Regions from separate parts of the Homo sapiens genome. Here all the other regions are linked to region 2. The links are chromatin loops, found by intact Hi-C in ENCODE. Cell type or tissue: heart left ventricle. All regions are shown on one strand.

The links. Hi-C counts contacts between places; a loop is a spot of excess contacts. Peaks named below come from ENCODE experiments on the same cell type or tissue, not always from the same donor. Only the 100,000 strongest peaks of a DNase experiment are listed, where the experiment ranks them.
Region 1: a loop joins it to region 2, with 2.7 times the contacts of the local background. A loop is called at or near these places in 20 of 110 quality-filtered maps.
Region 3: it touches region 2 in a loop (14-fold over the local background); 2 of 110 quality-filtered maps call a loop at or near these places.

The regions. Positions count from the first base shown.
Region 1 is chr18:59,513,057-59,515,556 of GRCh38, forward strand. All of the region lies in intron 2 of CCBE1 (collagen and calcium binding EGF domains 1), which reads right to left. Among named protein-coding and RNA genes, the nearest start is that of LMAN1, 160 kb to the left of the region's middle. In heart left ventricle, no CTCF peak of the experiment used is centred here; a DNase peak (open chromatin) is centred at 1,435; H3K27ac peaks cover 1,478 bases.
Region 2 is chr18:59,469,411-59,471,910 of GRCh38, forward strand. It overlaps CCBE1 (collagen and calcium binding EGF domains 1), which reads right to left. Exons shown (of 11, transcript NM_133459.4): 4 at 63-197. Among named protein-coding and RNA genes, the nearest start is that of LMAN1, 110 kb to the left of the region's middle. In heart left ventricle, no CTCF peak of the experiment used is centred here; DNase peaks (open chromatin) are centred at 162 and 1,351; H3K27ac peaks cover 2,394 bases.
Region 3 is chr18:59,741,533-59,744,032 of GRCh38, forward strand. No RefSeq gene overlaps it. Among named protein-coding and RNA genes, the nearest start is that of CCBE1, 45 kb to the left of the region's middle. In heart left ventricle, no CTCF peak of the experiment used is centred here; no DNase peak of the experiment used is centred here.

The DNA of each region.
Region 1 (2,500 bases), 44 kb after region 2:
TAATCCCAGCACTTTGGGAGGCGGGTGGATCACTTGAGGTCAGGAGCTCGAGACCAGCCCAGCCAACATGGCAAAACCCCATCTCCACTAAAAATACAAAAATTAGCTGGGTGTGGTGGCAGGCACCTGTAGTCCCAGCTACTCGGGAGGCTGAGGCATGAGAATCGCTTGAACCGGGGAAGCAGAGATTGTAGTGAGCGGAGATTGTGCCACTGCACTCTAACCTGGGTGACAGAGAGACTGTCTCAAAAAAACAAAACAAAACAAAAAAATTCAAGAAAGGGCACAGGTGCAGGTGTTGGGAAGAATTAGCGGGAAAGTAATCCAGGCCCCAAAGGAGGGACAAGTCCAGGTACTGAGGTGTCTCTCTTGTCTGGCTGTCCAGGAAAGGACGCTTTTCAACTGTATACTTCCTTTGTGGCAATTTCTCAGGCTGCTCAGGCCTAACTTCAGTGTGGAACTTCCGACACCACAGTCAGGTAAGTCTGGAGGCAGGTGGCAGGACAGGTGGCCAGCTCCTAGTTCCATCAAGGAAGACAGGGGTGATCTGCTGGGTGGGAACTTTTGGTGGCAGAGATAGCCCATGAATCTCGAGGTGACAGAGAAGATAGCTTCTGGCTATCCTGAAAATTAGCAATGGCTACACTTTAGAGAAAACGGGGACGGGCCTGGCAATGGTAACATTAGAGGGCTTATCTCAAGTAGTGCTTTGTACCTCATATTAGAGACATGGAAATGGGGGCTCAGTGCTGGAGTTCAGACTCATGTCTGACTGGCTCCAAGCCTGTGCTCCTTCTGTTATGCCCGGCTGTCTCCCAGGAAGCAGGGGGAGAGAAGACCCCCTATGCCACACTTGGGCCATCACGGGCTAGCTACTGGAGGAACAGGGGACTTGCACAGCTCTGCTGATATGCAGTTCAGCCTGCAGGGACCCCAGTAGCCACAACGAGAACAGCAGTATCATCACCATCTTGCATGGGGCCGTGGCTTTACTATCCTTTCCAATGAACCCTCATATACACCACACCATATGCCTATCGCAAATTTGTAAAGTCAGTTCATAAGCCCTTCAAGGGAGGGACCAATTCTGCATCTTTTACATAGCAACATTTAGATTACAAAGCCTCATCCCAAACAGTTACGGATCCCATATTACCGATACGAAAATTGAGGCTCAAAGATGCTGGACCTGAATCTTTTACCGTATCCAATACACTGATGCTAAATCAGTGGCGTTTAATAAGTGCTGACTGCCATGCCTGGACTCTTGGTAGCGCCCCTGACACGGCTCCTCCATCCGCACGTGGCCCTCCCAGTGAGTCATTTTGAGAGCGGCTGTCACTCTGCTTTAATCTGGCACTTTGTTTTCCTGCAGTTCAGCCTTCCATGCAGCCAACACCAGCAATCTCACAAGCTAGTCTGACTTGGAAAGCCACCCTGACATTTTCGGCTGGCCCAGACTCCGAGGTTGGAGCCCTGTGCGTGTGAGGGTAGCTGCTGGCGGGGTGTTTGTTTTCTATGGAATACAGACTTCCTTTGGGGAATTTAGGCATGCTCTCCTGTTTTTTTTTTTTTCTTTCCTTTCCTTGAAAAAAAAAAAAAAAAGGAGGCTACAATTCTAATCTAAGCGGCATCTGCTGACTTTAAAGAGCAAACACTTCATCCTTGCCCCAGAGTACCCTTTGCCACGACACAGAATGCCTTTCCAATCACTAAAACATCAAGGAGAAGTCATCAGTTTCAGCAGACACATTTTAAGTTTTTTTTTGGCCACAATTCCTTAGGTTTTTCAGTGGTCATCAATAAACCTCTATAATTCCGATTTCTGAGTTTCCTGATCCTAGCTCACTTTACGCCTAGAATTACAATAACCCAAGGGGCCAGGTTCCGACACACATGGTTTTACTTTTATGTTTGCAAAGCTGAGAAGCAGGAAGCTCTGATGTTTATTTTACTTTTTAAATTTATGCATGTTTAGCTATCTCCAAAGATGATATAAGGATATGTAAAGTAATACATAAAACACAAGGGAACAGAAGTAAGAAGTGCAGAGGTGCAACAACAAGAAGGGTAGGAAGAAAGAGGAGAACTAGAATGAGGCCCAGAGTAGAAAATGTACACGGTTGCAACCTACACGTTCTTTGCGCTGAGCCACACATCTGTCTGTAAAGTTTGCTAGCTGGCATTGTAGCTACACAAATAACAGTCATGTTTTATTTGAAGAGCAATTGTTCAGGCATAAACACAATGAGTCTTAAAAATAGCATCTATTTATTAAATGCCTACTATGTGCCAGGCATGTACTAAGCACTGTCTCTACACCCAGGAGGGGGGCCACTTCTCCTAAGCATGGCCTTCAGCTGCAATGTGTCCATAAATGGTATCATTTCCAAATCTGGGTTGAGATTCTCCTCTGCTCATGTCTTCTCAGAGTTACTATGTTCCAAGTTTCTGAGACCTGAAACGCACGATATTTTGAGTCTATCTTTGAGCAGCAGTT
Region 2 (2,500 bases):
GACAGAACCATCTGAACAAGGCACATGTTCAGAAGCTGGAAACAAGCACATTCCCAACACACCCAGACAGTATGGCTTCTCCCGCTTCCGGTGTCTCTCCCGGTCATATCGGTATCCCGGATAACAAGTACACAGCACTCGGCCAAAGTTGTCCGTGCACTGCTGTTCACAGGGAGCCTCGGCACAAACGTCGTAATCTGAAAAAGCAAAGTGAGAGCTCACATCAACTACAGGAGGAGGCGGAGTAACCTGGCCCTGGCCTGGAAAGGACTTTCTGGGCTGGGCTCTGCTCAAGGGCACGTGTGAAGTGTGGACAGATATACTTGGAGGGACAGGAACTCTTTAGGGCTGTGGGTCACCTTCTAAGAGTACTGCAATGGGTAACTTACATGGCATCACATCACTCGTGATTTTTCCCCTAGGTCACCTTGTCATCCTTTGGTCTTTGTCACTATCCAGAGAGAAAAGACTCTTAAGAGGGCCAGCCTCTGCGGATTCCCTCGGGGTTGGGGGTGCTGTTTTGTCTTGTTCATCAACTGCTGTAGAGGCAGGTGACTCCACCCAGCAGAATACTAAACAAAGGCCAGCTGGGGTGACAGGCACTGGTGTCATCATGTGGGAGGAAGGGCTGGAAGTCAGGCAGGCTCAGAGAGGTAGGAAGGGGGCTTTGTGTATACATGTCTAGTCTTATGCTGCTGATACAGACATACCTGAGACTGGGTAATTTATAAAGGAAAGAGGTTTAACTGGCTCACAGTTCCACATAGCTGGGGAGGCATCACAATCATGGCTGAAGGTGAATGAGGAGCAAAGCTGCTTCTTACATGGTATCAGGCAAGAGTGTGTGTGCAAGGGAACTCCCCATCAGATCTCGTGAGACTTATTCACTGTCATGAGAACACCATGGGAAAGACCCACCCCATGATTCAATTACATCCCACCAGGTCCCTCCCATGACACGAGGGAATTAAGGGAGCTACAATTCAAGATGAGATTTGGGTGGGGACACAGCCAAACCATATCACTTTGTAATAGAAATGTGCATGACTTATAAGAGGGCCGATGCTTATGTGTGTATACTGTATAAGTGTGCATCCTGGGGGGTTGATCTCTCATGCTGAGAAGGGGTTGGGTGAGTTTGAATGGCTAGAGGTCTCTTTCCAGCTCTCAGCCTGTACAAACTGAGGTGGATACACTGCTACTCATAAAGAATTAGGGCATCTGCTCCTCTCAGTTCCTATGAACTGATATGTAATGAGCCTCTGAAGGGACTTTGGCTCTAATTCAGTAGCTCAGGCACAACACTGACTCCCGGACCGGAGCCAGCACCTCATTAATCCTTGCACTATCTCTTCCAGGTGCTGACAGATAAACTATACTTGGACACAGAGCGAGTCTGGCTTTGCTCCACCACATATGAAGGTGAACGGGTGGGCTGTCAGCTCCTGATGCAGGGAGGGTTTGTGTGACAAGTATTGTGCCACTCTCACGATGACCTGGAAAGCTGCCCTTGTAAAATACTCCTTCCCATGATTGTGATTTCAGGCCTGCTTTGCCTGCATGGTGTTCTGACCAACCCTGCAAACTGTCTCTGGCTACACGTTTCCCCCACTTGGCATCGCCTCTAGGCAGCCAAGGTTCTGTGCTCTTTTTGTTGGAGAGCGTGATCCTGGCATGACTGGCTCTGAGCTTCCCTGTTGGCTGTTGCCACCATTCCGCAGCAGCTGGGAAGGGGAAGAAGGAGGCAGAGAGGCTGTCGAAGTGTTTGAGTTGATCATGGTGCCTAACAAGGCAGTTCCCTGTCTCTCCTACCATTTCTGCTTCCCTGAGGAACCGCTCTCAACTCTTCTGATTCTTTCTATACTCACTTCTGCATCTCTAAATAGCTGACTTGCATTGCTTTATTTTTATTTTAAATCCTCTCTATTGACTTCCAGTAACAGAAGAGATGCATTTAACTTTTTCACGGCCTCCTGTGCCCTGCAGTCACACCCATAACTTCATATTCCCTCCATCTGGCCAATACAGTTATGATGATATTTTGGTGCGGTAATTGTTAGTATTTGCACCATAATGACAACATAAAAGCTATTCTTTGCTGAGCCTGGAAGTATGCTTGAATTACTTGTACCTTCTTGAAGACCTTTTTGTCTTCTTTGGAATTAAAAGAATTACCTTGTATATTTTTGGGGTGCCAGTTACTGAGCTTTCCCTCTTAGCTTCAAACACCCACCTTCTTCTTCCATGGGCTACTTTGTGACTTGGGCTCTGGAGACCACATTATTCCTGTGTCAGTTGCCAGCCTCTTCATTTCTGACAGTGACACACATAGAGACACAGACAGATACAGACAGGGAGGCTGGAAGAGGAAGAAAGGATATCTGCCTTTTTCTGGTTTGCTTCCTGGGCTTCCTATTCATGAAAGCCTAATATCAGCCTTTCTCTTCCATCCCACTAGCAGACTGTTTCAATAGCAGCTGCAAGCCGGGCATGGTGGCAT
Region 3 (2,500 bases), 270 kb after region 2:
CAAGGAAATAGAATTAGGATCCAAATCTGACTTTAAACCCACCTTCCTAACTACAGTCCTGCCATCTCTTTTTGCAATTACTTCTCAATATCAAAACATCTATTCTTTTAGGTCGATTGCTCTATGCACCACACACAAAAATTCCTTAACTTTGACCTTGTCAGGCAGCCAGATCCCAAATATGACCCAATCTTGTGTGTCTAACCCAAGCCCCTCTTCTCAGCATGTCTTACTCCCTAACCCACTCACTTCTTCAGCCTCAAACACTACATCATACACTCCCCCTTCCCCTGCAACTATCAAGTTCTTTTGTATGTTCATCTAATGTTTCAAACTAGATTGTAAGTTCCAAGTTAGACTATAAAATTTCCTCAAATACCTATATTTTTTCTCTCATCTTAGCCACTGAAGTTGGGCAGACAGTTAGGTGCTCAATAAGTTACCATTGTCTTTTTCATTGCTAACTTAGTTCTATGATCCTAATAACCACAATAGGTTCATAGAAAAGGCAGGTGGTCTTTAGGAATTAATAAAGGCTGGGCTCACCTTTATATTATAGGTGGGTCACACCTATAATCCTTCCACTTGGGGAGATTGAGGCAGGAGGACTGCTTGAGGCCAGGAGTTTGAGACCAGCTTGGGCAACATAGTGAGACCCCCATCCCTACAGAATAAATAAATAAATTAGCTGAGTGTGGTTGTGCACACCTGTGGTCCCAGCTACTCTGGAGGTTGAGATAAGAGGATCCCTTGAGCCCAGGAGTTTGAGGCTGCAGTGAACTATGATCATGTCACTGCACTCCAGCCTGGGCGACAGAGTGACAACCTGTCTCTAAATAAATAAATAAATAAATAAATATTTTTAAAAAGAAGAATCAGTAAAGAAAACGTCCTTTCTCGGCTGCCTCCCCTCTCCTCCAATTAATCACTGCCATGTTCAGAACACTGCCTACATCTACTGCTATAGACTTTGCATGACCGGTTTTGCAGTGAGCACACAATCCTGGTTTACATAATGTAGACCGGGTTTGCATCTCTATCTTAAGCCTTTGGGACAAGGCCAAAGAGATCACTGGAGCACCCACTTAGCCTGAAATTGAAGGATAGGAACTCAAGAGTCTCTCATTGGTTGTCTCCTGCTCTGAAAATACACAGACCTCTGTATTAGCCCTTTGCCACTTAACACTTACAGCCTTGAGATGTCATTTTTCATAGCTGTGTATTCTACAGGCTTCTGAGCAGTGACGTGGCCTAGCCCAGTGACACGGAACAAGTGCTCTCTAAGTGACTGTTGACTGGCCCTTGATTTACTGAGGGAATTTTTGCTGGGGCCTCTTGTGTGGAAGCTGCTAGAACTTCCCAAGGTGTTGATAGCCACTGGCTCCTCAAAGAGGTTCAGGGCAGCCGGGAAGTATTTCTCACTTTTGAATGTCTTGGCTGAACTCTTGACTTCCATGCTCCATCTTCCCCACTGCTTCCCTTCTGGAGTATCAAATGCCATGTGGTTGTAGTCATGACATTGTAAAATTGCCCTGCTAGCTCATGGGAGGAGAAAAGTCTTGAGACAGAGAAAAATTTGATGGGATTTTATTCACTCTGAATCCATCTCTGCATGACTGTCTATGTCCTAATCTCAGCTAGGAGATCTTGCATTTCTTTTCCTTCTGGAGATGGGGAATAGGAGCAAGCTGAAAGATTCTCTGTGGCTTTAGTTGGGAAGAGCTGGAGTGGATGAGAGCTGTCCTCTCAAAGACAACCTCCTTAGGAGACCTCTGGGAGCCACTTTCCACTGGGACACTAAATGGGAGCTAAAAGGTTGTCATTTTCCCACCCTCTCACCTCTGTCAAGGCCGTCCCAGGTCCTGTGCAGACTGCATTAGGGATGATGTAAAATCAATACCCCCACACCTCACTTTACCCTCCACTCTCACATAGAAGATGATAAAGCATGTCTCTGTGCCATTGGGAAGGACCTCACCATAAGTTTTCTTTTCTCATCTGCCTCTCCATTCCTCAGATACTCTGTTTATGTGCTATTTATGTCCACTCTTATGGAAGAGGATTGCAAGTAATCACACAGGAGGGAGATTAGAATTCCTGGACCATTGGCTTAATATTCCAGAACACCATAATTCTGTTATCATGAGCGTTTACTAGATTTTCATTCCTCGTCATAGTTTACTCTATCTTAAAGGAATATTCTGTATTTCTTCACTCTGGGTTCTCGTAGATTTGGATTCCTTGAACAGCTTGAACTACTTCTTAACCACATATTTCCTCATTTGGAAAATATGAATGAAGGCTGCTTTAACCCTTTGTATTATATATTAACTCTTTTTACACATCTCTGGTGTAATCCTGGGGATTTTCCTTGGACTTCTGCAGTTGGTGGTGATTATTCCATGAGGAGAACAGAGCTGGGTCTCTGAGGTTCCTTTCCTTCCTTATCTCTCTGTAATTAAAGTTGTTGCCTCTGAGGAGCTCCTGGGAATTATATTTA